Linked DNA regions of Homo sapiens: region 2 is linked to region 1. A link is an interaction called in ENCODE POLR2A ChIA-PET data of the cell type or tissue named here. Cell type or tissue: PC-3. All regions are shown on one strand. Links, peaks and the distances in the headings refer to the core of each region. The heading gives the core; the rest is flanking DNA.

What was found. ChIA-PET counts read pairs that join two places held together with the same protein. Peaks named below come from ENCODE experiments on the same cell type or tissue, not always from the same donor. Only the 100,000 strongest peaks of a DNase experiment are listed, where the experiment ranks them.
Region 2: POLR2A ChIA-PET joins it to region 1 with 9 read pairs; 2 of 35 experiments call an interaction of 5 or more read pairs at or near these places.

Annotation. Positions count from the first base shown.
Region 1 is chr7:48,547,631-48,563,754 of GRCh38, reverse strand. All of the region lies in intron 55 of ABCA13 (ATP binding cassette subfamily A member 13), which reads right to left. Among named protein-coding and RNA genes, the nearest start is that of LINC02838, 150 kb to the left of the region's middle. In PC-3, for the core only: no CTCF peak of the experiment used is centred there; no DNase peak of the experiment used is centred there.
Region 2 is chr7:48,631,056-48,647,179 of GRCh38, reverse strand. It overlaps ABCA13 (ATP binding cassette subfamily A member 13), which reads right to left. Exons shown (of 62, transcript NM_152701.5): 60 at 3,787-3,892; 61 at 2,426-2,563; 62 at 1-1,763. The coding sequence ends at 1,668. Among named protein-coding and RNA genes, the nearest start is that of LINC02838, 69 kb to the left of the region's middle. In PC-3, for the core only: no CTCF peak of the experiment used is centred there; a DNase peak (open chromatin) is centred at 9,559; H3K27ac peaks cover 1,810 bases.

The DNA.
Region 1 (16,124 bases), core at 2,718-10,717:
TATAATTAAACATGATTGGGGTGGGGGGATTTGAGGAGTCTTGCTTCCAATTAAAGACTTATGCAACTTTTCAGGCCTGACCACAGGCCATTACAAAATCTGTACCTGACAGGCCTCATGGGGGAAAGTTGCCCTTCCTCTATGAGACTTGGTGCACAGCCAACACACTGAAGTCTCTGAGAGAAGTCCCAGTCAAGGTCTCAGGCTCCTTTGGCCAGGCATGCTCTTACATGTATTGGCATTTCTAGCCCAGGTGACTTCATTCTTATCTCTTTATCTGAGTCCTTCATCATCTCTGCTGAGACCTCATCATGGGAGGAGCAAGGGAGAACCTTAATGACACATTTCCCTACTCCGACTAGGTACCCAATACTTTTCCACCCTAGCCTTTAACCCTCTCTTTCTTCAGGAAATATAAATAACCCAAACTGACCTCACAGATGAGCAAACAATGACCAATTATTATTTAGAAATTGGAAAGAATGTGCTGAAGAACAACTCCTTCTCACTGTAACACAAATCTACACATAGAAGGTACACAAAACTAAACAAGAAATCTGTGAAGAGAAATGCTGCATGACTGGGGAAAACTATACCTTTCAGTGACTTTGACACACCTTGACTGTACCTTTTTATAGCCTGGATATTTATACCATGGCCATGCATTGCATATTTAAAAATATTTTAAATGATCATGCCAAATGCAAATGCTAAAGCAATATCACAAGACATATATATAAATATATATACACACATAATATATATATGTAGATACACAGACATATATATATATATACACACATACATATATGTAATAACTCAAAGCTATAAGGCATCATCATTCTTTTTGGAAATCACAACATATTAGTATCATTACAGAGGATGATACCACATGTTTATATTATTTATGCTACATAATTTTGGCAACCATCTACCGTATTCACAGGTAACAAATTATATCAAAATCACAACTTTATGCCTTTCAGTTTCAGGATGCATATGTACCTTTGAACATGTAACAAACACCAAAAAATAAAATAATAACATCTAAAAGTAAAGACAGCATCTAGTCCCCCAGTGGTTCCTTTTTCATGTTCTCTGTTGCTTATTAACATGTCACTCTTCAGAAAATCCTGACTCAAACATCTCTACTTCAGAATTATATTTGATTCTATTTTTTTCACTGGCCCTGGTCAAGAGTTAGGTTCTATGGTACCCAATCTATGTTTGCATATGTCATTTCTGCTTCTTTAACTCCTCAGCTCTTCTCTTTGTTTCATTCCCCATGGTCCCTTGCCTAGATATCTGAAGAAAAGAAGAGTTTTTGCCCATGGTGATTCACACTTTATCTTATCGGATTTATTATTCAAAACCAAAGCTCTAACTTCCAACCTTAGATGTCATTAAGGAATGACATTTCTAATATTTCCCTAAAATGCCCATAGAATTAAAAACTCAGCCCACAAAAAAGCAGTATAATAATAACATTAGAAGGTGTCTTAATAGTTACAAGACAGAAGTGAAGAGTGGCACTAAAACAACCAAAAACTATCACAACTGCAGCTCAGATCATAATAAGGATTCAAATCATAAAGAGAGAATATATGAAGAAAAAAAAGGCAGGCAAACTTTGTATCCACCTCCCCCCCCATACATATGCATATGTCCTCTGAACCCCGGCTCACAGAGGAAGGAAGCTTTCCAACCAGAAGACAGGGCACTTTGCTCCTCAAACACTGGGGGCTGCTTATGAGACGGGGCCTGTTTTCATGTTCTACACTTATTCAGAAAGCTTTCAGAAAAGACAGCCTGCAAAAGAATGAAATTGGACACTTATCTTATGCGATATCCAAAACTCAATTCAAAATAGATTACAGATTGAAACATAAGACCCAAATCTATAACATTCGTAGGAAAAAAAAACATAGGAGAAAAAACTACATGACTTTGGTCTGGGCAATGATTTTTTAGACTTGACTCCAAAAACTCAAGCAATAGAAACAAAGACAAACGGGATTATATCAAAATAAAAAGCTACTGCACATCAAAGAAAACAGCAGTGAAGAGACAATCTATGGATTGGGAGAAAATATTTGTAAGCCATATATCTGATAAGCTATTAATATCCAAAATATATAAGAAATTCAAACAAACTTTCTCAGAAAGAAAACCAATAATCTAATTAAGTAATGGGCAAGAAACACATTTCTAAAAATAAGACATCTGAATAGCTAACAGATACATGAAGAAATGTTCAACATTTCTAATCATTAGGGAGATGCAAATTAAAAACACAATGAGATATCGCTTTACATTTGTTAAATCTGTTATCAAAAAGAGAAAAGACAAGTGTTGGTGAGGATGTGGAGAAAAGGGAACCCTTACATGCTATTGATAGGAAAGTGTATTAGTATAAACATTATGAAAGAGAAAGTATAAAGATCACTCAAAAAAACTAAAAATATAATATTATTTGACCCAGCAATTCTGATTCTGGGTATTTAACTGAAAGATTTGAAATCATTATGTTGAAGAGTTAGCTGTAGTCCCATGTTCATTGCAGCGCTATTCACAATAGCTAAGTTATGGAATCAACCTGCATGTCCATCAAGGGATGGATAAATAAAGAAAATGAATAAAGAAAAAATATATATGCATACATACATACATATATATACATATACATACAATGGAATACTATTCAGCCCTTAAAAAGGAAGAAATTATGTCATTTGTGATGATATGGACAGAATTAGAGAACATTATGTTATGGGAAATAAGTCAAATACAGAAAAACAAATACCACATATTGTCACTAACATGTGGAATCTAAAACAACTGAAATCACAGAAACAGACAGTAGAATCATGATTACCAAAGACTGAATGGTGAAGAGAATCAGAAGATAATAGTCAAAGCATACAAAGGCTCAATTAGATAGAATAAATAAATCTGATTTTATTTTGAGATCTATTGCACAACATGCTAAATACAGCTAATAACTGAGTACTGTACATTTCAATATTGCTAGAAAGTAACCGTCTAATATGCTTATCACACAAAAGTTAAAATATTTGAAGTAATGGGTATGCTAATCAGCTTAATTTAGTTATTCCATATTCTCATCAAAAATCACAATAGAGGTGGAACAAGATGGTAGAATGGAAGCCTCTACTGATTGTCCCTCCTGCAGAAACACCAAATTTTAACAACTAACTACACACAAAAAAAGCACCATCATAAGAACCAAAAATTAGGTGAGCAATTACAGTACCTGGTTTTAACTTCATATCACTAAAAGAGGCACTGAAGAGGGTGGGAGAGACAGTCATAAATCGCTGATTACATCCCTCCCCCATACCCCTGCAGCAGCTGTATGGTGTGGAGAGGGAATCTGTGCACTTGGGGGAGGAAGAGCACAGTGACTGGGGGACTTGGCACTGAACTAAATGCTGCCCTGTCACAGCAGAGAGCAAAATCATGCAGGGCTCAGTCAGTGCCCACACATGGAGGTAGCATTTGGACCAGCCCTAGCTGGAGGGGAGTCATCCATCCCAGCAGTTGGAACCTGAGTTTCAGCAAGCCTTACCATCTCTGGCTAAAGGGCTCTAGGGTCCTAGGTAAACTTGAAAGGGAGCCTAGAACACAAGGACTAAAATTCCCAGGCAAATCCTAATTCTAGGCTGGGATTACAGCCAGTGGACTAGGGTGGCATGTGACCTAGGGAGACACCAGTGGGGTCAGCTAAGGAAGTTCTTGCACCACCCTTCCCTCAACCCAAGGCAGCATAGCTGGTGGCAATGAAAGTGACTCCTTCCTTCTGTTAGAGAGGAGAGAAAAAATAAACAGGACTTTTAACAGCTCAGCCACAATCAAATAGGGCACCAGGCAAATTCATGAGGCCTCCAATCTAGGCCTTTGCTCCGGGATGACATTTCTAGAATAACTTCAGCCAGAAGGGAACCCGCTGCCTTGAAAGGAAGGCCCCAGTCGTGGCAGGACTCATCACTCGATGACGAAAGAACTTTTGAGTCCTGAATAACTGGCAGTGATACCCAGGTAATATGCCATGGGCCTTGGATGAGACTGAGTTGTGTTGGCTTCAGGAGAGATCCAGCACATTCCTAGCTGTAGTGGCTATGATAAAATAATCTTTCTGCTTGAGAAGGGCAGAGGGCAAAGGAAAGATGACTTTGTCTTGAATCTTATGTACCAGCTCAGCCATAGTGGGGTGGAGCGCTTATGGTACCTGAGTGAGCTCTTAGGGTATCAGAGTCCAAGCCTAGGCTCTTGGACATTATTTCTGGACCTGTCTTGGACCAGAAGGGAGCCCACTGCCTTGAAGGGTGAGTCACAGGCCTGGCAGCATTTATCACAAGCTGATTCTTGGGCTTTAAAGGGACATCAGCGTTGGCCTTGAAGAACTCCCTGTGAGCCAGTAGTGATGGTGGCCACTGAGAGAGGCTCCTCTGACAGTCAAAAGGGAGGAAAAGGAGGGAAGGATTCTGACTTGTGGTTTGACAGCCAGCTTAGCCGCAGCAAAATAGAGTACCAGGTAGATTTCTAAGATACTTGACTCTAATCCCTGGATCCCAGACAGCTTCTCTGGGTCCAGCCAGGGCCTGGGGGAACTCACCCCCTGAAGGGAATGACACAAACATGGCTGGTTTCTCCACCTGCTGATTGTAGAGCCCTAGGGCCTTGAGTGAACATAGGTGGTAGGCAGGTAGTGGTTATGTTAGGTAGTTAGATAGACATTAGCAGCTGAGAGGGGGCCAAAGAAGAAAGCAAAAAGGCTGCCACTATGACAGTAGCCCAGCCTTCCCCAAAAATATGGGCACAAACAAGCCCAGACTGTAAACACTAAAATAAATACTTAACTCTTCAACGTCCAGACACTGACAAACATCTCTGAACATCAAGGCCATCCAGGAAAACATGACCTCACCAAATGAGCTAAGGCAGGATCAATCCTGGAGAAACAGAGATATGTGACCTTTCACATAGATAATTCAAAATAGCCGTTTTGAGGAAACTCAAAGAAATTCAAGATAACATAGAGAAGGAATTCAGAATTCTATCAGATAAATTTAATAAAGAGATTGAAAAAATCAAAAGAATCAAGAAGTAATTCTAGAGTCGAAAAATACATTTGATTCCTGGGTGCAGTGGCTCATGTCTGTAATCCCAGCACTTTGGGAGGCCAAGGCAGGTAGATCACCTGAGGTCAGGAGTTCAAGACCAGCCTGGGCAACATGGTGAAACCCCATCTTGACTAAAAAATACAAAAATTAGCCAGGCGTGGTGGTGTGCACCTGTAATCCCAGTTACTCGGGAGGCTGAGGCAGGAGAGTCACTTGAACCTGGGAAGCAGAGGTTGCAGTGAGCCAAGATTGCGCCATTGCACTCCAACCTGGGTGACAGGGTGAGGCAGTGAGCCAAGATTGCACCACTGCACTCCAGCCTGGGTGATAGACTGAGACTCTGTCAAAAAAAAAAAAAGAAAAAGAAAAAAGAGAGAAAGAGAAAGGGAAAGAGAAAGTGAAAGGGAGAGAGAGAGGAAGGAAGGAAGGGAGGAAGGGAGGGAGGGAGGGAGGGAGGGATGGAGAAAGGAAGGAAGGAAGGAAGGGGAAGGTACAATTGACATACTAAAGAATGCATCAGAGCCTCTTAACAGTATAATTGATCAAGCAGAAGAAAGAATTGATGAGCTTGAAGACAGGCTACTTAAAAATACAGTCAGAGGAGGCAAAAGAACAAAGAACAGACAAGAATGAAGCACGCATATAAGATTTAGAAAATAGCCTCGAAAGGGCAAATCTAAGAGTTATTGACCTTAAAGTGGAGGAAGAGAAAGAGATAGAGGCAGGAAGTTTATTCAAAGGGATAATATCAGAGAACTTACCAAACTGAGAGAAGGATATCAACATTTAAGTACAAGAAGGTTATATTACGTTGGTGCAAATGTAATTGTGGTAATTACTTTTAATTGCCAAAAGTAATTACTTTTAATGTCAAAAACCGTGATTACTTTTGCACCAAACAAATAGAACACCAAGCAGATTTAACCAAAAGAAGACTACTCTGAGCCATTTAATAATCAAACTCCCAAAGGTCAAGAATAAAAAAAGGATTCTAAAAGCAGCAAGAGAAAGGAAACAAATAACATACAATGAAGCTCCAATATGTCTGGCAGCAGACTTTCAGTGGAAACCTTACAGGCAAAAAGGGAATGGCAAGACATATTTAAAGTGTTGATAGAAAAAACTTTTATCCTACAAGAGTATATCCAGTGAAAATATCTATCAAACATGAAGGGAAAAAAAAAGACTTTCCCAGTCAAAGAAAAGCCGAATGATTTCATCAATAACAGACCTGTCCTACAAGAAATGCTAAAAACATTTGTTCAATCTGAAAGAAAAGGTTGTTCATGAGCAATAAGAAATTATCTGAAAGTGTAAAGCTCACTGGTAATAGTGAGCACACAGAAAAATACAGAATATTATAATACTGTAATTGTGGTGTGTAAACTACTCTTATCAAGTAGAAAGACTAAGTGATGAACCCAATCAAAAATAATAACTACAATAACTTTTGAAGACATAGATAGTACAAAAAACTTAAAGAGAAACAAAAAAAGTTAAGAAGCTGGAGGACAAGATTAAAACCTAGAGTTTTTAGTAGTTTCCTTTTGCCTGTTTGTTTATGCAATCACTGTTAAGTTGTCATCAATTTAAAATAGTGGGTTATACAATAGTATTTGCAAGCTTCACGGTAACTCAAATCAATGAACATACAACAGATAAACAACAAAATAAAAAGCAGAAAATTAAATCATACAACCAGAGAAAATCATCTTCAATAAAGGAATAAAAGAAAGATGAGAAGATGCCAAAACAAACAGAAAACAATAACATAGCAGGAGTAAATCCTTTTTTATCAATAATATTGAGTGTAAGTTGACAAAACTCTCCAATCAAAAAACAGAGTGGCCAAATGAAAAAAAATGTACAAGACTCAATGATCTGCTGCCTACAAGAAATACATTTTTCCTATAAAAATACACATAGACTGAAAATAAAGGGATGGAAAAACTATATTCCATGCAAATGGAAACCAAAATGTAGCATGAGTAGCTATATTTATATCAGACAAAATGGATTTCAAGACAAAATCCATAAGAAGAGACAAAGAAGGTCATTACATCACGATAAAAGGGTCAATTCAGCAAGAAGGTAAAACAATTGTAAATATTTATGTACCCAACACAGGAGCACTCAGATATATAAAGCAAATATTATGAGAGATAAAGAGAGAGATAGACCTCAATATAACAATACCTGGGGACTTCAATGCCCCACTTGCAGCACTGAACAGATATTATAAACAGAAAATCAACAAAGAAACATTGGACTTAATCTGTACTATAGAACAAATGGATCTAACAGATACTGCAGAACCTTTCCCTCCACAGCTTCAGAATATATATTCTCCTTCTCAGCACGTAGATCACTGTCAAGGAAAGAACATACATGAGATCACAAAACAAATCTTAAAAGATTCAAAAACTTTGAAATAATAACAAATATCTTCCCTGACCACAAGAGAATAAAGCTAGAAATCAAGAACAAGAAGAATTTTGGAAATTACAGAGACACATGGAAATTAAACAATATGATCACAAATAACCAGTAGATTAGTAAAGAAATTAAGAAAGAAATTGAAAAATTTATTTAAATGCTAATGAGAGCACAACATACCAAAATCTATGAAATACAGCAAAAGCAGTACCAAGAAGAAAATTTATAGCTATAAATGGCTACAACAAAAAAGAAGAAAAATGTCAAATAAAGAACCTAATAATCATATTAAAGAACTAGAAAAGCAAGAGCAAACCAAACCCAAAATTGGTAAAAAATAAATAAAGATTAAAACAGAAATAAATGAATGTGAAATAAAGAAAATAATATAAACGATCAATAAAATAAAAATTTGTTTTTTGAAAAGATAAATAAAATTGACAAACCTGTAGCCAGACTGAGAAAAAAAGAGGGAAAACCTAAATAAATAAAATCAGAGATGAAAAAGGAGAAATTACAACTGATACCACAGCAATTCAAAGGATCATTAGTGGCTACTATATGCCCATAAATGGAAAATCTAGAGGAAATGGATAAATTCCTAGACACATACAACCTACCAAGATTGAACCATGAAGAAATTCAAAATCTGAACATGTGAATAACAAGTAACAAGATTGAAGCCATAATAAAATATCCCAGCAAAAAATAAAGCCTGGGACCCAATGATTTCACTGCTGAATTCTACCAAATGTTTAACAAATTAATACCAATCCTACTCAAACTATTCTGAAAAGTAGAAGAGGAGAGACTACTTCCAAACTCAATCTATGAGGCCAGTATTACCTTAATACCCACATCAGACAATATATCAAAAAAAGAAAACTATGTGCCAATATCTCTGATGAATGTTGATGCAAAAATCCTCAACAACATACAAGCAAACTGAATTCAACAATGAATTAAAAAGATCATTCATCATGACCAAGTGAAATTTATCCTAGGGATGTAAGGATGTTTCAACATATACAAATCAATCAATGTGATACATCATAACAACAGAATGAAGGATAAACACCATATAATCATTTCAATTGATACTGAAAAAGTATTCAGTAAATTCAACATCCCTTTATGATTAAAAACCCTCAAAAAACTGGGGAACATCCCTTAACATAATAAAAGTCATATACAACAGACCCACAGCTAGTATCACACTGAATGAGGGAAAACCTGAAAGCCTTTCCTCTAAGATCTAAAACACAACAAGGACACCTTCACCACTGTTATTTAACATAGTACTGGAACTTCTAGCCAGAGCAATCAAATAATAATAATAATAATAATAATAAATAATAATAATAAAGGGCATCCACACTAGAAAGGAAGAACTCAAATTATCCTTGCTGCAGATAATATTATCTTATATTTGAAAAAAATCTAAACACTCTAGCACAAAAAACTACTAGAACTGATAAACAAATTAAAGTTTCAAGATACAAAATCAACATACAAAAATCAGTAGCATTTCTACATGACAACAGTGAACAATCTGAAAAAGAAATCAAGAAAGTAATCCCATTTAATATAACCACAAATAAGATTAAATATCTAGAAATTAACCCAACCAAAGAAGTGAGAGATCTCTACAATAAAAATGGCAAAACATTGGTGAAAGAAATCAAAGAAGGAATAAAAAAATGGAAAGATATTCCATATTCATGAATTGGAAGAATCAATATTGTTAGAATATCCATATTTCCCAAAACAATCTACAGATTCAATACAATCCCTATCAAAATACCAATGGCATTCTTACAGAAATAGAGAAAACAACCCTAAAATTTATATGAAACCACAAAAGACCCAAAATAGACAAAGCTATCCTAAGCAAAAAGAACAAAACTAGAGGAATCACTTTACCTGACTTCAAAATATACTACAGAGCCATAGTAACCAAAACAGCATGGTACTGGCATAAAAACAGGCACATAGGCCAATGCGACAGAATAGAAATCCCAGAAACAAATCCATACACCCATAGGAAATTCATTTTTGACAAAGGTGTCAAGAACATACATTCAGAAGAAGATGGTCTTCAATAAATGGTTCTGGGAAAACTGGATATCCATATGCAGAGGAATGAAACTAGACCCCTATTTTCTCATCATATAAAAAGGTAAAACCAAACGAATGAAAGAATTAAATCTAACACCTCAAAATATGAAACTATTACTTGAACAGTTACTATTACTATTACTTTGGAAAACTCTCCAGGACATTGGTCTGGGCAAAAATTTCTTGAGTAATACCCCACGAACACAAGTGATCCAAAGCAAAAACAGACAAATGGGATCACATCAAGTTAAAAAACTTCTGCACTGGAAAAGAAATAACCAACAAAGTGAAGAGACAGCCCAAAGCATGGGAGAAAATATTTGCAAACTATCCATCTGAAAAGGGATTAGTAACCAGAATACATAACAAGTTCAAACAGATATACAGGAAAAATCTAATAATTTGATTTAAAAATGGGCAAAAAATCTGAATAGACATTTTGCAAAAGAAGGCATACAAATGACAAACAGGTATACGAAAAAGTTCCCAACATCACTCATCATCAGAGAAATGCAAACCAAAACTACAAAAAGATATCTCACCCCAGTTAAAATGGCTTTTATCCAAAAGACAGGCAACAAGCAACAAATGCTAGAGAGGATGCAGAGAAAAGGGAACCCTCATACACTGTTAGTAGGAATGTAAATTGGTAGTCACTATGGAGAAAAGTTTGGAAGTTCCTCAAAACTAAAAATAGAGCTACCAAAGGACCTAGCAATCTCACTCCTAGGTATATACCCAAAAGAAAGGAAATCAGCATGTAAAAGGGATATCTGCACTCCCACATTTATCACAGCACTGTTCACAATAGGTAAGATTTGGAAGTAACCTAAGTGTCCATCAGCAGATGAATAGATAAAGAAAATGTGGCACATATACACAGTGGAGTGCTATTCAGCCATAAAAGAGAATCCCATTATTTGCAACATGTATGGAACTGGTGGTCATTGTGTTAAGTGAAATAAACCAAGTACAGAAAGACAAACTTCATATATTCTCACTTATTTGTGGGAGCTAAAAATTAAAACAATTGAATTCATGGAGAAAGAGAATAGAAGGATAGTTACCAGAGGCTGGGGAGGGTAGTGGGTGTGTAGGGAGGGAAGTGGGGATGATTAATGGGTACAAGAAGTAGTTGTAAAGAATGAATAAGACCTAGTATTTTATAGCATAACAGTCAATAATAACTTAATTATACATTTTAAAATAACTAATAGTATAATTGGATTGTTATAACAAAAAGGATAAGTGTTTGAGGGGGCAGATACCCCATTTGTCATGATGTGATTATTATGCACTGTACGCCTATATCAAAGTATCTCATGTACCCCATAAATATATATAACCCTTATGTACCAACAAATATTAAAAATTAAACAACTTAAATCATAACATTACTTTGTACCCCGTAAATATATACAATTATAATTTGTCAATACATATTTTTTTCTAAAAAAAAAAAAGGCAACAAAGGTGAGGAACAATGCTCCTACAATACAAAGGAAGTACAAAGTAAAACCTTGCTAAAAACCAAGACTGAACTAAGACCTATACATTTCTATTCAACCTATGTTGTAGGTCCAAATTCTGTATCCAACCACCACCAAAGTAAGCAGAGAGAATTCTACTGTCCATTGCTGTTGATCAACATCAACTTAATAAAAAGTTTACATTTTCTTAGATGAGTAAAACAACATCCTCTAAAAATAAACAGTGGAAAAGGAACAAAATCTCTAAGATTCAGCAAAACATGTATCTGAATATTAAGGAAAGACACTGGTATTTCCAGAAGAATGCAAGATGAAGCAGCCTCAATGAAATAGAAACATAAAACCCAAGGAAAGGAATGTCTGAGATAAAATTGTAACTTTTTTTTTAAGGCCCTCCAGAATGAGAACAACAGGTTAATAGGTTAAAATTAGTAAGGACTGCAAGGAAACCAAAATTATTTTCTTAAATTAAAAACAAAACTATGAATAAAGGCTAAAAGGACAAATGAAAATACTACTAAGCCTTGATGATTTGACAAGGAGTTTAATGGGTTTTGTTTTCTTGCTTTTTTTGGTTAACTTCAGAGGAAAGAACATAAAACATGTAAATATCTGAACAAGAATCAAAGTGAGGCTGCCTTGGACCTCTCCATTGCATGCTGACTGTCAGAAGACAGTAGGATAATGCCCAGAGTCTGGTGAGAAAATGTGTGACCTTAGAATGGCATGTGCATTCTTGTCTTTCAGAAGGGAAGGCTGAAACCTACTCTCTGGTAGTCAGGGAATCAGGACAGGGAATCTCTCACTGCAGTCATCCTTTGTTACAAAAATAAAACACAACTAAGATTAATTTTACCAAACTGGGAATTAAGCATTATTATAATGAATGAAAAAGTTGGTGGTCAGTAGAAACAAATTAAAACAGACATATATCTTAAAAAAAAAAAAGAGTGCAATACATACGAATTTATTTGAAAAGAAAAAATAATAAAGTAATAACCTAAAAGCAGTCTAAATCTAAAATCAAAGAACATTATCAAGACTGAAGAGAAAAAGGACAGATCTAATAATCCTTAGATTTATGTGTCTGTAACTCAAAAATATTTCACTATTGATTCTGGAAATTCAAATTTTTGAAAAATTCAAAGGAATACAACATAATCACATGGGATTATAGTGGCAATGCAAAAGTGGTTTTAATTAATCTAGACATCTAATTAAAGATGAAGTTTAAATGTACATTTTACTTTTATTGCCTCACCAAATTCTATCAAAATGATAGCTCACTCTATAGTGAACAGTCAGTAAGCCCTAGCCATATACCAAGGGTTTTCATTAAGGATTTTAATGCTCACATATTAAGTAGGAGTAGACAATCACAAAACATTAGCTATTTGAAGGAAATATATGACATGAACAATACAAAAACAAACAAAAAACTCCAGAAAATTCAGGTAGCTGAAACAATGCAGATAAACTAATTTAAAAGAAAAATACATCAATATTTAAAGAAAAAATGATTTATTTAGATATTGCATTTCTAAAAAGTAGGATGCCATTTTTTTCATAAATAAGTCAAGAGAGAAAAAATAATTCTTGAAATATTTAGAAATATGACTAAAATAGAATGCTCAGTAAAGAGCTGGAAGGTAAAAAAAATTTTCAGTTGGCCTCTATTAGTCTTATCTGTAAAATTATTAAAAACAGTATCTGCCTGGGATGACAGTTGGTGCACACTGATAGTGTGGGGAGGTGACATAACATGGATGACCTGTGCAGGTCTGCCAAGCAGATGGATGGATGGATGGACGGATGGATGGACAGACGGATGGATAGATTAAAAAGATAGATAGATGAGATAGATAGGTATGTAGGTACGTAGATAGATAAATAGATGGATTCACAGTATTATTCAGCCAGTGGCATCATCCACTGAAAAAAGAAGAATAAACAACAACACACACATAAATTAAGAGATTTGTTACTCAAAGATAAAAAAGAAAGTAGAGACCAGGCTTGGTGGCTCACGCCTGTAATCCCAGCACTTTGGGAGGCTGAGGGGGGGCGGATCACTTGAGGCCAGGAGTTCAAAACCAGCCTGGCCAACATGATGAAACCCCGTCTCTACTAAAAATACAAAAATTAGCCAGGTATGGTGGCAGGCGCCTGTACTCCCAGCTACTCTGGAGGCTGAGACATGAGAATCATTTGAATCAGGTTGGGGAGAGGTTGCAATGAGCTGACATCGCACCACTGCAATCCAGCCTGGGCAACAGAGCGAGACTCCATTTCCAAAAAAAAGAAAAATAGAGACTTCAAAGAGTTTGGTAAAGAAGAAAATATATGAAACGCAGAATTTTCTATAAAAATAAATATTCAGCTACTTTGTGGTAAGCATAGGACAGAAATGTTAGCTATGCTTCATCTGCCTATGAAGACTTCATGACTAAAACACCAAAAGCAATGGCAACAAAATTCAAAATTGACAAATGCGGTTTAATTAAACTAAAGAGCTTCTGCACAGCAAAAGAAACTAGCATCAGACTGAACAGGGAACCTAAAGAATGGGAGAAAATTTTTGCAATCTACCCACCTGACAAAGGTCTAATATCCAGAATTTTCAAGGAACTTAAACAAATTTACAAGAAAGAAACAAACAATCCCATCAAAAAGTGGGCAAAGGATATGAACAGACATTTCTCAAAAGAAGACATTCAACTGGCCAACAAACATGAAAGAAGCTCAACATCACTGATCCTTAGAGAAATGTAAATCAAAACCACAATGAGATACCATCTCACGTCAGTCAGAATGGTGATTATTAAAATGTCAGGAAACAATACATGCTGGTGAGGCTGTGGAGAAATAAAATCGCTTTTATACTGTTTGTGGGAATGTAAATTTGTTCAACCATTGTGGAAGACGTGTGGTGATTCCTCAAAGATCTAGAACCAGAAATATCATTTGATCCAGCAATCCAATTACTGGGTATATACCCAAAGGAAAATAAATCATTCTACTATAAAGACACATGCACACGTATGTTTATTGCAACACTATTTATGGTAGCAAAGACATGGAACCAACCCAAATGCCCATCAATGATAGACTGGAAAAAGAAAATGTGGTACATGTACTCCATGGAATACTATGCAGCCATAAAAAAGAACGAGATCATGTCCTTTTGCAGGGACATGGATGAAGCTGGAAGCCATCATCCTCAGCAAACTCATAAAGGAACAGAAAACCAAACACCACATGTTCTCACTCATAAGTGGAAGTTGAACAATGAGAACACATGGACACAGGGAGGGGAACAACACACACCTGGGCCTGTTGGCGGGTAGAGGGCAAGGGGAGGGAAAGCATTAGGACAAATACCTAATGCATGCAAGGCCTAAAACCTAGATGACAGGTTAATAGGTGCAGCAAACCACCACGGCATATGTATACCTAAGTAACAAACCTGCACATTCTGCACTTGTATCCTGGAACTTAAAGTAAATTTTTTTTAAAAAAAGTAAAGAAAAAATAATGACTCCTAAATAGGCTAGAGTTGTCTGGCTATAGGTTTACCAGGCAACCACCACCCATCTCTATTTTAATAGAGATGTAGTCAAGTTTCAATCTTAGAAAGAAGCTGAGAATAATCCTCCCTTCCTGTGTGAGTCAGTAGACTCACCTGTGCCTGGCACTGACAGGATTAGAGCTCCCCAGGTGTAAGGAGCATGTAGGGAACATAGAAGCTGTGCAAGCAAGGCATGCAGAAAACACCCTGGCATGAGGGAACCTGCACATTGCTCATGGTGGCTTAGTTTCTATGTAACGAGAGCAGCTGAAAGGGAGATAAGGTCTCCCAGTGAGGACTTCCCATGAAGCGCTAGGGAGCTCAAACAATATATTAACTAAAATTTGAAGATTGGAAGTCGACATGTGAACTCTCACACAGCTCAATACATAAGCCATAGCGTGAGGTTGCTTTTGACGTTTAACAATCTGTGGACAAAAAAAAAAAAAATGTGTTACATGCTGGTGTTTTTATCATCCTTCACTCCCAGTACTGTATTACATTAACTAAAGAAAATATGGTTTTATGTTGGCATAGCCTTAGAAAGAAAAATAGATTCTAGATTAACAAAGACTTCAACTCGGCTTTTATATTTAAATGTCTGAGAAAGAAAGCAATTCCTTCCAATATTCCTCTTCAGTGAAATTATCCCTTAATTAACAAAATGCTTAGGGACATTTCTCCGCCAGGGGACTTTCAGAAGTTTTCTAATACCACTGCGTAATGAAACAAAGACTGTACCCAAGATGATTTAATTATAGTGGCATATCGGGATAGGAATATAGAAATATATGTATTCCTATAGGATAAACAATATTTTCCAGTGAAAACTAACAAATGAAAATACTCGCTGTGTATGAGCAGTTAGCAGTTTGTTATATACAGAAGATATTTTCCACTAAAAAGAACATATTATCAGTTCTAGCTATGCATCAACCTTGTTGTTCTTGAAAAGACACAAAAGACATCGTGGATGACAGAAGCCACACCACAGGTAGTGTGTTAGCAAACAGGAAGTAAACATCAACAAGTAGCAAATACAAATGCTTCTCAACTTAGGATGGGGTTACATCCCAATAAACCTATTGTAAGTTTAAAATACTGTAAGTTGAAGATGCATTTATTGCACCTAACCTACCAAGCATCATCACTTATCCTAGCCTATCTTAAGTGTGCTCAGAACACTTACATTAGCCTACAGCTAGGCAAAATCATCTAACATAAAACCTATTTCATAATAAAGTCCTGAATATCTCAAGTAATTTAGTAAATACTGTACTGAAAGTGAAAAGAATGATTGTATGGGTACCCAAAGTATGGTACTCACTGAAATGTGTATCATTTTTACACCAGTGTAAAGTTGGGACA
Region 2 (16,124 bases), core at 4,571-12,570, 82 kb before region 1:
AGTAAAGAAATCTCATAAGGAAGTATATGCCTTTGATCACAAGCTACCGGTACTCAACGTTAGTGTTGAAAAAGGCCAAATTTTAAAATAAGATTAATGTGATTTTCTATTGAGGATTCAGAAAAATGTTGTTAAAAGAATGTTGAGAAATGTCTGAACTCAGAAATGTCTGACTGGAAACTATTTCAGTAGTGGATTGATTTTATGCATCTTACTAACTATAGGATGAAAAATTCAGATGTATATAGTCTTTAAGAGCCACATCTGAGCACTCTACATCTGACAATGCTTTGAAGACAACAATTCTGAGAATGACATAATTTTTACAAAGCTTTTAAAAATATATTTTAAAATAAACTACGGCCGGACACGGTGGCTCACGCCTGTAATCCCAGCACTTTGGGAGGTGGAGGGGGGCGGATCACAAGGTCAGGAGATAGAGACCATCCTGGCTAACACGGTGAAACCCCGTCTCTACTAAAAATACTAAAAATTAGCCGGGTGTGGCGATGTGTGCCTGTAGTCCCAGCTGCTGGGGAGGCTGAGGCAGGAGAATGGCGTGAACCCAGGAGGCGGAGCTTGCAGTGAGCCGACATCGCGCCACTGCACTCCAGCCTGGGTGACAGAGCGAGACTCCGCCTCAAAAAAAAAAAATAAATAAATAAAAAAGACTACATACTATGCAGATTTTGCTTGTATAACTAGGAGGTAACCAGACATTCCCTTAGGTCATTGGTTCTTAACTTGGAATGTGCTTGTTTAAGCCCCAGAATTTGAGATTCAATAGGTCTGGAGTGGATCCTGAGAATGTACATTTCTTGCAAGCTCCCAGAAGATGGCAATGCAGCTAATATGGGGACCACTACGCTTTGAAAAACACTGACTTAGAATAACAAAAAACAGTAATTATTCATCCAAATGAAGAAAAAGAAAATGCATCTACATTTTATTTCTCTACCCTCATAAATTATAACCTGGGAGATTCTGGTAGAACTACTGTAATTGATACAGAGTAACTAGTTCAATTTAATTAATTTTGCTAAAGTGTATACTAAAAGAGCTCTTAAAACCTATTTTTTTAAAAAGGTATCTTTTATATGTAAAAAATTGGTGATTTTTTCATATCATACCATATAATGTCATCAGTATTAATAAAAGCTTACATTAAAATCATTAAAAACATGTATCTAGTAAATAGATGACAACAATAGAAAATAGTCCTTGTTACTATTTTCTATACAAACAAGTTACTAAAGTTTTTTAACCTGTGGGGAGGGGGCTCAGTTTTCTTAACAGAAAAGTGACATGTTTAGAGTGGACATGTCACACACACTCTAGTGTGACAGGCTTTCCAGCTCCAGAATGTCTCAGTTTGGACACTGTCAAATCATTCATGCCTTTGTCACAAAGAAGCTGGTGTCCATCTGGCATGGTAAAGAGAACAAATGTTTTGGAGGAGCTCCCCAAAAGTCTGCAGAAAGAATGACCTTTCCATTTGGTGGTTATTAACTAACAAGGAGATTCAAAATAGAAAATGAACAAGAGAATAATTTGACGGCCTGGAGAGTGTGTTCCAGCTCCTTGATTGTGCGCGTGCTTGTTTTATCCTTGACTGTTAATTGTAATGGAAGACAAGGTTTTATTCCTTATGGAAACTTCTTTAGTGCTCAGATGGGCAAGTGATGTGTGTGGTGACTGTCAGTGGATGGATCAAGAGTAGATTGTAGAGTTTGCTGCTGCTCAGAAGCAAAATTAATAAATACCTGAAAAAAACCATAAAAATGTTGTTTACTTATAAGAATACAACCCTTTGGTCTCACTTATTAGAAAGGAGACATTGTCTCAGAACACTGGCCAACTTGCCCTAAAAACCACAGATCATTAATTCATACCATTCCCTCCCAAATCACATAAATATATAAATCCATTGAGGACACAACTCTAAGAACATTCATATTTCTAGACAATTATAATAATAAATCACCTAGAAGTTCTCAATACCTTAAGCCTGGTTTTAGAAATATGTCGTGATGTATTTTTATATTCCTGGTACTCTTAGTAAATGAAACGCTTTTTGTTTCCCCAGAAGTTAGCTATCATTTGATTACAGTGAAGCCCCCCCGAAAAGTCTTGTGGGGCTGAGTAAGGTGGAGATAGGAAGGTTAACGTGACATGATTTAATTAGTTAAATGCCCAAAATAATATGAACAAATTGAAACTCTACTGAATATCTATCTTAAGTAGAAGGGTATACAGTAAACAAACTTTCTGACACTCACCATCCTTATCATAATTTTATAAAATTTAACAAGATGAATTGAATAAAGTGGTGAATTGAAGCAATTCGATTAATTTTAAAATTGGCTACATTAGGTCTGATGAACAGACCAAAATTCAACCTCCTGAATCATTCAAGATACTATACCTGCTCCAAAGTGGTTTGGTTAATGGAATAATGCTTAATATTCAAGAAGGTTTTATTGTTCTCTATAACTTTGAACAAGTCAGCTAGGCATCCCCATCTTTTTGGCACATGATATTCTAATAAATTCAGGTGCTGTCCCTAAAAGCAAAAAAAAAAAAAAAAAAAGTATCATATAACTAGCATTATTAAACAAAATTGATCATACTACATTTAATTGGCAAAAAAATTCAGTTACGTTTTCTCAACCTACACTTAATTTTGTGAGTCTCCAATGAATGCTTATTGATGACAATTTTTCATGGGGTATATTTGACAAACAACGTTCAACTGAGTGGCATTGCTGTTCTGCCCCCTGATATGCTCTAACCTTGCAACAGCATGGGGAAGCCCTGTTTAAGGAATCATAAGATGCCCAAAGATATTTGAAATGTAGGAATTTAACATGGCCTAACAGAGACGGATGGAAGGGCCCTGAGTTTTACACTGGGACTTGGGCTTATCTCTCACTATTCTCATCATTAGCTGAGCAACACTTGGGAAGATATTTAAACCTCTGATCCTTGTCTTCATGTATGCCAATGGAGATAATTATGTCTGTTTTATAGGGTGACTCAGAGTCATAATTGAGCATGAATGACAGTCTCACACAGCATGCTTCTTGCATAGTAGGATTTCACTAAATGACAGTTGTTGAAATAAATAGAACATAACTACTTTATGGACTACAGCCTCCTAGAAGTTATAATAAACTAGCATCCCACAGTTATCCAAGAGATTTTTAGACAGTGCTTCTCAAACTTCAGTGTTCATAGGAATCTCCGGGTCACCTTGTTAAAATGCAGATTCCCATTCAATAGGTTGGGGCCTGTGATTCTGCATGTCTAACAGGTCCCAGGCAATGAAGATGCTGCTGGTTCAGTGACCATACTTGATGACAGCAAGTTTATAGAGGATTGTGATCTCAAGCATAGGGCTATTTCTGTGAAGCAATGCTGAAACCATCAAGCCTATAAACCCTACAGCAAATATATGGAAGAGATTAGCTTTTGCAATCTTCTATGCTGAACAAGATGAGTTATGCAATGGACCTGTGCCCACAGATAAGAGGCGTGATATGTAATCACAGGCTGCTCTGGCCAATCCAGGAAGCAATTAAGCAGGCTTGTCACTCTTCAGAGTGGTCAAGCAATATCAGCTATCCATGCTATTTTTGGTAGGGAGGCAGGGCCTATACTTTGCAATGTGGCTAAGGTAACAAGTAGTATCTTATAACAGCATAGAATAAAAACAAAAAAAGACAGGTACATTTATTATTTTTTTTTAGCTGAAAACAAAGAAATAATACAAGATATTAGCACTACCTTGAACTGAATTCCTGGAAAATAAAGCTTCAAGTGGTCAGAAACAGTGCAATGTTGATTTGCTTCCTTACAGAGCCAAACTTTGACTGTATAACCATCACCAAACCTGAGAGTTAAATAAAATAGAAACATGATTATTATCATATTGACCTAAGATGAGTAAATTCTAAGTCCATTTTCACACAGAGGGAGAAAAAGGAAGTAATTACTCCAAATTGTTGGGAGTTTGGATTCTCAATATAAGACACAGAAATTAATTGTAAGTCAATTATACAGTTAGTTGTTTTCCATTTATATTGACACAGACACTGAATTACCTTAAAAAAATTATCAGCAAGTCCCAGAATCAACACCCAGTCAATAAAAGAGGGAAGGTGAAAATGCAAACGGTGAAAGCAAAGTCCTGAGCTAGTGGAAGTGGGAAGCTGGGCTGGAAACTGGCCCTGGGAAGCATGATTGCTGGCCTTATTGCTTCAAGGTCTGTACTGATTAAAATTTGGCTGGGAAAAGATGAAAGGGATTGCATATGTAATTACCAGGCACTTGTTTGTTTGTTATATAAAAAAGTTATCCCAATTGTACTTCAACCCAGCCTAGGTGGACAGGCCCTATGACTGCAAAGGAAGTCTCCTGCCTAAGGGGCTCTGTTCCTCACATTGTAGAGTTATAGACAGTAGTTCCACTGGTGTCCCATCAGCAAGACATGAGCTCATACTCATACCCTAAGGTAACCTCAAATAGCAATCTCCAGGAATGTAGGGGTCCTCCAAAAACTATATGAATTATTCTACTCCCTTATCTCAGGTGGTGTTGGGCACATCATAGCATCCCAAAAAAAATCAGAAATACATGAATATACTCTGATGACTAAAATCTCTGTCCATTTTGTTCACTGAAGCATCTTTTCTAAGTACCAAGCACAGTATGAGTACCTAGTACCTAGCACTGGTAAATATTAGTTTAATGAATGAAATGGCATGCCCAGTCTTAGCAATCATACTCATCTCATTTACAAAGCATTGCTGGGGGAAAATGTGTTACACTTAAGTAAATTTCCCCTAAATGAGGCTGATCCCTAACAGATTTATGGTCAAATTATTTTTCAAGTCTGTCTGGTAAAGACAGGGGACCCAAGACAATGTGACCTTGTTTCAGTGACATAGATCACCCTTGTGAGCACCCATGGAGCTCTTTGCCCTGGTGTTCTGTTTTTCTGTCCTCTTGTCTTAATTTCAGGCTGTCAGATGTCACTTCCCTCTGAGGTCTGTGCATGGCCACAGTAGCCTCCCATCATTCGAGTTAATGGTTTCTAATCTTCACATGGCTGAGAGGTTGGTGAGGACACTGACAAAATATACATAAAAGCATACGGACATGCACCTCTCTAACATTTCTATTTGGCTATCTCTCAGAATTGTTAAAGGCCAACACATTGGGTTGGTACAAGAGGTATATATTCTGTGGCCATCCCCCTTCTCAGCAGTATGTTACAAGCTATGCTGCTGAATAACACGATCAACCCATTGTGTCTTCACCAAATCCCCCAAAGTGGGTCTATATGTCCACGTTTCATGAAAAGAAGGGATTGAGGCCTAGGTGGTTGAAGGGGCTTCCCAAGGTGAAGCACCATGTCACTGGAGCTTTGTAAATGCTCCTGGGAGAGCTCTCAGCTGTGTCTGGGCATAACATTATGTTCCAGGGCAGAGGGGATGTGTTGCATGGAGATGTGTTTCTGGTCTCATGTTTATTAATGATTCTGATGGCATGACAAAATGTAGTGTTTGCACTACTGAATCCAGCTCCTCCACGTACCAGTTGTTTGACCCTGGAAAGTCTGGTAAATTTTCTAACCTCAGTTGCCTCATCTAGCAAATAGATTAATTATAGTATCTGCCTAATAAGGTTGTGAGAGGACTGACTGAATTAATCCTTGCAAATTACTTGGAACAATGTCTGGCACTGTGTAACTAAGTAGATAAATAAGCAGTGAAATTTAGGATCTATTCAGAATATGACCAGAACAGAAGAATGTTCTTCTTGGAGTGAAGAAGGCCACTATTTATTTGGAGAACTTAGATAAAAGCAGATAAAACAATTCAAACATGAATAGGAAGCATTATATAAAAATACAATGGTATGAGGAGACAGTGGCACAGAGATGGCTGTATGTTCTTATGCATATTAGGATCCATTTTTACCATTAGTAGAAACTGCAGCCCTTTAAGTATATTTTGCTAATGACTTTTGAAAAATTCATGCTAAATTCCAGTAATTATCTAATAAATTCTCTATAAGCACATATGCACATTAATAATTAAAATTCTTTCAAATTAAAATTTCGTTTGAACTAAAAGAATTCCAACTTTACTGTGAAGAACATGAATTACGAAAAAAGAAAAATTACACAGAAATTAAACAAAAAGTAAATTCTACCAGTCTTCCAAAATAGAAACACTCTAGAGAAAATATGCCTGAAACAGATAGGAGATAGGTTGAAATAGGTTACTCAGGATCTCTCTAGAACAGTTAATAGTTAAGAAGACTTCTAAACGTAAAATTATAAAAGCATGGCACCTTCAACAATTTAGACACTCTTCGAAGATTATTAAATTCATTATGATGTAAATATCTAATTAATATTAGCTTGACTTTTTCATTTCTATCTATAACATACACAGTTATGTCAATAATCTAAATTCCCTGAAGGATTTATTTGATTTTCATACTTCCACAGAATAAAATGTTGCAAAATAGCCAAGGAGTCATTTATTTCTATGTTCACTCATTGATCTAACATTTCTAGATAATACGTTATGTCCACATTATTTGTATAATCGGTGATTAAATAGAGATAAATAAATGGCATTATCTGTAGGTAAAGGTGCTTACAAGAAATATTCTACAATTTTTTGAGGTACAACATTTTGGAACCACAAACATTAAATGTAATATATTAATTAATGCTAAAACAGAAGCAGGAATAATACATGAGAGGAAGAAAAAACATACACACATATATTTTGAAAGTCAGACACTTCAAGAGCAGAACAAAAGAGGTGGCAATGCACCTGCAGAGACATTTCTGAAAAATCACTTGTCAAGTTATACCAAGTGCCTATGAAGCTTTGCATTCCTGAGCTTAAGGCTCCCCTTATAAAAGTCCTTCCCCCCAAATTAAAAGTCATAATTTATAACAAATACATTGATTTCAGCCTCAACTATTAAAAATCTCTACAAATAATATTTAATGAAGAGAAAATGGCTATTATATAATATTAAGTGCAAAATAGAAAATCATAGACTCAGTATTACATTAATGATGTAAGTATGTTTGCACATATTTACAGTCAGACTGAAATAAATTCTGGAATGTTATCCGGACAAGAAATAATCGCATAACCATTAGGTTTTATTCTTTATACTATTTTGAATTCTAAAATAATGAGCACATAAAACTTTATCATTAGAAAGAAAAAATATACATGGCTTCTAAGAGAATTAAAGGAACATACTAATGTCTCATACTCTACGACTGTATTTCAGTTTCTGATTTTAAAAATCATTTATTTAGGAACTTTTTGTCACATTGCCTCTAAAAATTAAACGCATAAAATTCTTCTTGGTATAGAAACTAATCTTAGACTTTAGAAAATAACAGGATTTGTAAAATATGTAATATTTGTATTATGTGTTTATAGATATATGCCCACTGATTTCCATCATCTGCCCCACGAGGAGTCTATTCACACTCACATCCACAACCCCATACATGTGCTATTCCCTACACATATCTGAGTAGGAAATACCTTTAAAGATGACTTCTCCCTCATCCACCACAGGGCAAGAGCAGAGAGCGGAGGGGGACCAGGCCTCCCGTGGTCTCACGTTAAGCTCTCATCCAGCACAAGTGTTACAGCACTGACTGTGGAATATGGGGTCCCCGCTGCCTCAGACTACATTGGTCCCTAATTCTCATCTTCCTGCCTTACCACACCACACCCCACTCCTCATGGGTTGGTGCCTCAACAAAGTACCAAATTCCAGTGATCTGTCCTCAGCTACTGAATTGTAATAGGTTTCCTTTGGATGCATGAAGAGGAGGAGAGGATGGCACTGAGGAAGGGTGGCTGAGCAAACAGCGGGATGCAAACATTTATGTGAGCACTTGATGTGTAGCTGGCATCTCTGTATTATTAATAGAAACTTCCTCATTGTAATCTCAGTCCTCATGATTACCCACTGGAAAGAAAAGGAAACCAAAAGAGAAGACTGAGGACATGAGCTCTGTCCTGTATCCTCTGTGAGTGAGGCACCAAACACATTATCCCAATTAATCCCCACAAAATACTGATGCTGCTATCTCTGCCTCTGATTTACAGAAGCGAGGTGGATCTCAGAGAAGCTACATAACTTGTTTGGGTCACACAACTCCAAGGGAATGGAGGGAGTTACAGTTCCAGCTGAGTAATTAACCTCAAAACTCCAGCCTGAAGCAGGATCTCATCTAATCGTTAATGCTCTTATATCCTTTATATTAATACTTTCACATCAATAATTTCATTTTACTCTTATCACACCTGTACATGGACTAGAATGGATACCAATTCCTCTCTATAAAATGCAAAAATTTGAGGCCCAAAGAGATCAGGAGATTTTTTCTTTGTCACTCAGCTTATTAACTAGCAGAGCTGAGACCATGGGGCTTACCTCACAACCATGTCCCTTCACTGCAAGCACCTTTATTATTTCAACTTCAGTTAAGTTTGATTTGGATCATTTTCCAATCATTGCATATGCAAATCAGAATGGCTGTGAGGATTACAGACCCAAGGTATTAACATAAAGAGAGCCTTTGACAAATAACAACAACAACAAAACAGTGTTTGGCAGCTGGCACTCACATTCCTCCTGGAGAAGAAAACCTCTTTGAAAACAGCCTCAATACACTTCTGAGTTTAAAGACGAGATCGTATAGGGACATGACAGCTTCACAATAAAAAAGAAGCTTGATTCATGTTAATACACATCACTCCATAAACACTGCTCTCTGTGGCTGGATGTGTCACTTTCTTAAATGACTCCACCATTCATAGATCCAAATTAAAGTGGTTGGGTCAACGTCACCTCCAGGAAAGGCCAACAGAACTGTCTCAGAACTCCGGAGGCCATGTCAGCTTCATGTCTGAAAGACTCTGACTCAATATCAAACTCTTCAGCTTGTCCATGAGGCTCTCCATGATGTAACGAGTGCCTTCCTCTCTGACTTCGCATCTAAGAGTATCCTTCATGCTACCCACAACCAGATCTCCTTTCCTCCATCCATTCAGTACTAATTCAGTGCTCACTTGTGCAAGGCCCTATTCTGGCTGTGAAAGCCCTTCCTGTGTACATGCAGGTGTATGGTGCATCCTTCAATGCCATCAGTTGTTACAGTAGAGCTCCAAGAATACAGGACACATAAACCCTTCTGCCACTGACTCTAACACCCCTGCAGATGCCCAGTTCATATTTAATGGAGTAATGAGTGAATTAAATTCCTTGTCAGACTTTGGTGTAATGAAAACAATATTTCCTTCTTAACTAAACAGCAAAATGCATATCTATTGTTTTTTTCCTTTGTTCTTTAGAGTAACCAAAGGGGATCATTTTAAAGTAAGGAACAATAGCCAAGTCAGTGGGATAAAAAAAAATACATAGCCTCATCTCCAGCATTATATCATTGTCACCAGCTAAACAAACATGATAGAGCGTTTTGTTTCCAAGGTGGTGAGGTGACAGCTATATGACTCAGCCCCTTATGTGGCCTCTTGCATTTTTAATGGTCTCTGAACATTTCCCTTCATTTCAGAAATACCCTAGAGTCTAGATAAACAAAAGATTTTTTTTTCTGTCCTTAGCCACCAAGCTATTCTCACACCAGTCACCTTGAGAGGCCAAGAGAGCTAAAGTAGTCATTGTCTTCTGATTTTCTTTTCTTTCTCTCTCTGTTTTTTTTTTTTTTTTTTTTTTTTTGCTTTATGAACATAATAAAGAAAACACCCCATAGAAGAAGCCATGGCAAGCTACTTTCTGGCTTGATGAGTGCTGCCCATAGAGAAGCTTACAGTACTTCGTGCGTGAGACCTGAGGAGGAAAACACCAGTATTAAAACAGGGAGCCTTCAAAGCCAGCACCCCACTCAGCCACCATCTGTGCAAAGATGGCAGCTTTGTAAGTGTTTACATAAGGAAGGGGGTGCTCTGCTGCAGGCACACAAGCAAACCCTCTCTATTCTGTTTTGCTGCAGTTTTAAGTTTTTGTAGGGACATGGTTCCCTTGGGAGAGTGGATTAAACTTCTTCTGAGTTCATTTTCAAAGGCTTTGCAAATAACCTCTATCGTCTCCAGTCAGATCCCATGTAATACAGCCCTTAAATAAATAATGTAATAATAAGAAAAAATGCATAATTGCCTTAACAGAGAAGAATTGCTTTAAGATTCAACCTCCCTCCCATTGTTAAGAAAAGGCTTTGATAAGCCAGGCTCTGGGTAAGTGACTCTGGGCCGAAATGTGCCTGGAACTTTCCAACTGGATGCCTGAGTAATGACAGCACCCTGGCAGCCAGGGGCACAAGAGGGGAAACAGCTGAGGATGCAGGGAGGGGCCAGGTGGACGGACAGCCCAGGGATTCACAATTACTTCTCTCTTCAGGCCCACATTCAAAAATGTTGGAAAATTACTAAATTCATGGAATTATTGATACATTTGGGTGTATGGTGGCGGGGGTGATAATGTGGCTGGCTCCCCAGGCACTGGAGCACATGCCCAGGCAGGACTGCACAGGCTCAAAAACAGGGCAGGGCACACAGGCCTCTGACTCACCAGGAGTTCATAGAACCCTTGAGACAAGGGTCCTGGACTCCCTGGCATGAAATCAGGCACATTTTCCTAAATCTCCCATGGGCAGGAAAGACCCAAGTGACAGCTGAGTTATGAAAGTGAATCAAGACAGTGAATCTTTTCCATGTTACTCTGGATCCTTTCAAACACTAATTACAAACTAGAGGAGCTATAACATAGAAAGTACTAACTGGGATCTGCTTCTCCACGTTATGGTTGGGGGATGCCTATATGGGAGGCGGCTGACTCCTTGCTTTGTGAACAGTTGTGCTAGAGTGATTGATAAAGTCTTCTCAAAAGGCTGGTGCTTGCCTTTTAATCATTCAAATATGCCTCTGTACACAATAAAATTAATACTATAAATATTTACAATAATGAGAAGAAAGCAGGGGCTGTAAAAAGTCAATATGGATGTTAAAATTGGACTCAAAAACAATAGAACTAGACTCCCTATTTTACGGGCACAGTCACTTTAGGTGCAGGTACAATACCAGCATGAAATAGATATAAATAGATGTCTTTGAAAGCATTTAGCCAAGGCTTCCATCAGGACAGTATGAGGAGTTCTGCAGACTCATTTCCCAGTAAGACTGCTGAAAACTATTTTTTAAAAAACAGTAAAGTCTCCAAAATGCTATTTTTCTGTATACAGCAAGATAAAAAATATAGTTATTCAAGAAAGTCTACTAAAACTGAGTAAGAACAGTAATAGTCTGTGGCATTTAAAACAAGATCTACTCTTCTGCTACCTCCCAGCTCAGGGAAATGGAAACTCCACTCCAGCCTGCTGCATCCAAGAACACAGGGCTCTCTCCCACCTTAGCTCTCTGTAAGTGAGCTGTCTTCCCCTCTCATTCTGGCCCCAGCTACATGTTCATGAGGTTAAGCTGCCAGTGAGTACAGATGAGAGGTGATGGTGCCCTTTTTTTACCCAGCTCTACCTCATTAGACAAAGGCTCATTAGACAGAGGCTTTAAATTAAGAACAGCATTGCCGAGAATATTGGGGTCCCCCTTGTTCTTGCCTCATATCATGGTGTGGGGTTTCCACATGGGAGAAGCAAGCTGAGAGAATCTGAGGTCACTGTCCTCCCTCTCCCATGAGTGTTCAGCTCCTAAAGTGGGAGGGTCATTCAGAAAGAAACATGATGTTGCTCCCATTTCTAGCTCCAGAAATGTGGCTCATATATGTTTCCTTGCCTCTAAAGAAGCAAGCCATAAACAGATAACTGCTAATCTATCCCCAAAGGGACTGTTTTGTTGTTTTAGTTTTTAGGTTTTTTTTTTTTTTTTTTGGCAACAAAATGTGGAGAAGTTCAACCATAAGGGTGTTCTTAATAACTGGAACCTGTGGTGAAAGGCAATTGGGAGATTGATAGATTCATCGGAGATACAGGCTAAACTACAGGCTGTCTAATTTACCAGAGAGAACCAGGGAGACCACTGGAAGGAGCCCTCCCAGTGGCAAATTTGTGATTAAAACAAATCTCAAACACTGATCTCAGGAAGGAGTCCTTTAACACAGCCTAAATTTTATGAGATTTATATGTAGAACAATTTATGCCCATGATATTGTTGAAAACAATACAGCAATGAGTGAATCTTACCAGCTGCGTGTGGGTAAAACAACGAGGCAGAAGCAATCCCAAGTTACTTTATAAAATACTTTGAGATGAATGAAAATGAAGGGACAACATTCCAAAGCTTATGAGACGTAGCTAAAGCAGTGCTTGGAGAAACATTTATAGTAATAATACTTCCATTAACATGTAAGAAAAATTACAAAATAATACTCAACTGTATACCTTAAGAAACTGGAAAAAGAAAAGCAAACTAAACCTAAAGCAAGAAGACAGGAAATAATAAAGTTGGAGTGGACATTGATAAAATCAAGAATATAAAAACAATAGAGAAAAATGAAACTAAAGTTGATTGTGGAAGTTTGGAATGCCATATGGAATATGGCTATGAAAAAAAATCAACAAATGTGATAAATATTTAGCATAATTGACCAAGAAAAAAAGAGAGATGATTCAAATTACTAGTATCAGAAATGAAAGAGAAAGCATTACTGCTGACCTTACAAAAACAAGCCATCCTTGATGGTTTTACTGGTAAACCAAATGTTTTAAGAAATAATACCAATTTTTCACAAACGTGTTTAAAAAATAGAAGTGGAGGAACACTTTCCACCTCACTCTTTGAGGCCAGTGTTACCACAATACCAAAACCAAAGACATCACACACACGCAATCTCAAAAGAAAGGAACATTACAGACCAATGTCTCTTAAGAATATGAACACAAAAATCCTCAACACAATACTAGAAAATTAAATCCAATAATATTGAAAAAAATTATACATCATGATCAAGTGAGATTTATTCTAGAAATGCAGTTTGTTTATCATTCAAAAGTCATTAATTTTTTTGTTTACCCAGAAGTCATTCAGGAGCAAGTTGTTTAATTTCCATGTAATTGTGTGGTTTTGAGAAATCTTGGTATTGATTTTTATTTTATTTACATCTCTCTGTCATCTATCTATCTATCTATCTATCTATCTATCTATCTATCTATCTATCTATGTATCTATCTATCTATGTATCTATCTACCTATCTATGAAAGAGAAGTGTCTCACTCACTCTGTCACCCAGAGTGGAGTGCAGCAGTGCAATCTTGGCTCACTGCAATTTCTGTCTCCCAGGTTAAGGTGATTCTCCTGCCTCAACCTCCCAAGTAGCTGGGATTATAGGTGCGTGCCACCACACCTAGCTAATTTTTGTATTTTTTTTTTTTTTTTTAGTAGAGAAAGAGTTTCACCACGTTGGCCAGGCTGGTCTCAAACTCCTTGCCTCAAGAGATCCATCCACCTTGGCCTCCGAAAATGCTGGGATTACAGGGGTGAGCTACCGCACCCAGCCTAATTTTTATTTTTTATATTCCATTGTGGTTCAAGATTTCAATTTTTTGAATTTATTGAGACTGGCTTTATGGCTGAGCATGTGGTTGATTTGAGAGTATGTTTCATGAGCAGATGAGAATAATGTACATTCTGTGGTTGATGGGTAAAGTAGTCTGTGGATGCCTATTAGGTCCAATTTGTCAAGTGTCAAAGTTAAGTCTAGAATTTCTTTGTTAGCTTTCTGCCTCAATTATCTGTCTAATGCTGTCAGTGGGGTGTTGAAGTCCCCCAGTATTATTATGTGGCTGCCTAAGTCTTTTCATAGTTCTAGAAGTACTTGTTTTATGAATTTGAGTGCCTTTGGTCATTCCATATTTGTTTATTTATCTTTTTATTATTGAGTTGAGATATATATCTACAGCTATCTATCTTCTGGATGCCAATTTCTTATCAGGTAAATTTTTCCTATTCTGTTATCTTTTCACACTTTTGATAGTGTCATTTAAAGCATAAACATGTTTAATGTTGATGACAATTAATTTACTTTTTGTCTTTTGTTGTTTGTTGTGTTTTTGGTGTCATATCTGAGAATCCACTGACAGTTTCAAGGTCATGAAGATTTATCCCTATGTTTTCTTCTAAGAGTTTTACAGTTTTAGCATTTACATTTAAGTCATTCATTCACCTTCAGTAATTTTTTTGTATTAACTGTGTGAGAGGTAGGGGCCCAGCTTCATACTTTTGCATGTGACTGTCCAGTTCTCCTAGCACTACTTATTGAAAACACGATTTGAAAATCCTATCCACCCCATTGGCTCCTCAGCCAAGCACATACACCAAATGTCTGAATAGTCTTTTCAACATCAAATGTTCTTAGCACCCTTGCAAAAATCAGTTGACCATAAAGCCCAGGGTTTACTCCTGGACTCTTAATTCTATTTCACTGATCTACAGGTATATCCTATTGTGAGTACCACATGCAAATAAATGAAGTTGGGACCCTACCTCACACACAGTTAATACAAAAAAGAATTACTAAAGATGAATCGAAGACTTAAATGTAAGTGCTAAAACTATAAAACATTTAGAAAAAAATCTGGGGGTAAATCTTCATGACCTCGGATTTGGCAATGAATCCTTGGATATGACACGAAAACCACAAACAACAAAAGAAAAAAAGATTAATTAAGTATCATCAAAATTAAACATGTTTGTGCTTTCAAGGGCAATACCCAAAGTGTGAAAAGACAGCCCATAAAATGGGAAAAATTCAACTGATAAGAAATTGGCATCCAGAAGATAGATATAGATATAGATCTCAACTCAATAATAAAGACAAATAAACCAATATAAAAATGGCCAAAGAGCACCCAGACTCATAAAACAAGTACTTCTAGACCTACAGAGACTTAGGCAGCCAGAAGTCCTAGCCAAAGCAATCAGGCAAGAGAAAAAAGTAAAGAGCATTCAAATCAGAAAAGAGGAAGTAAATCTATCTCTGTTTGCCAATGATATGAATGTGTAACTAGAAAACACTAAAGACTCCTCCAGAAGACTCCTGGACTTGATAAATGAATTCAGTAAAGTCTCAGTTTACAAAATCAATGTGCACAAATCAGTAGCACTGCTATACACTAACAACAACCAAGCTGAGAATCAAATCAAGAACTCAATTCCCTTCACAAAGCTGCAAAAACACAAAATACCTAGGAATATACTTAGCCAGGGAAGTGAAGGATCTCTACAAAGAAAATTACAAATGCTAATGAAAGAAATCATATATGGCACAAATAAATGGAAATACATCCCATGCTTATGGATTAGAAGAATCAACACCATAAAAATGACCACATTTCTAAAAGCAATCTACAGATTCAATGTAATTCCTATCAAAATTCCAATATCATTATTCATAGAATTAAAAAAAAACTATTCTAAAACTCATATGGAACCAAAAAAACAAAAAGAAAGAAAAAGCTCCAATAGTTAAAGCAATCTTAATAAAAAAGAACAAAGCTGGAGCCATTACATTATCTGAATTCAAACTATGCTATAAGGCTACAATAACCAAAACATCATGGTACTGGTACAAAAACAGACACATAGACCAATGGAAAAGAATACAGAATCCAGAAATAAAATTGTACACCTACAACTATCTAATCTTTAGCAAAGCTGACAAAAATAAACAATGGGGAAAGGACTACCTATTTAATAAATAGTGCTGGGATAAGAGGCTAGCCACATGCAAAAGAATGAAACTGGACCCCCATCTTTCACCATGTATAAAAATTAAAATGGATTAAAGACTTAAATATAACACTACAAACTAAAAAAATCATAGAAGAAAATCTAGGAAATATCATTCTGGACATCAGCCTTGACAAAGAATTTATGACTAAGTCCTCAAAAGCAATTCCAACAAAAATAAAAACTGACAAGTGAGACCTAAGTAAACTGAAGGGCTTTTGCAAAGCAAAAGAAACTATCAACAGAGTTAAAAATAAAAAGACAACCCACAGAATGAGAGAAAATATTTCCAAACTATGCACCCAACA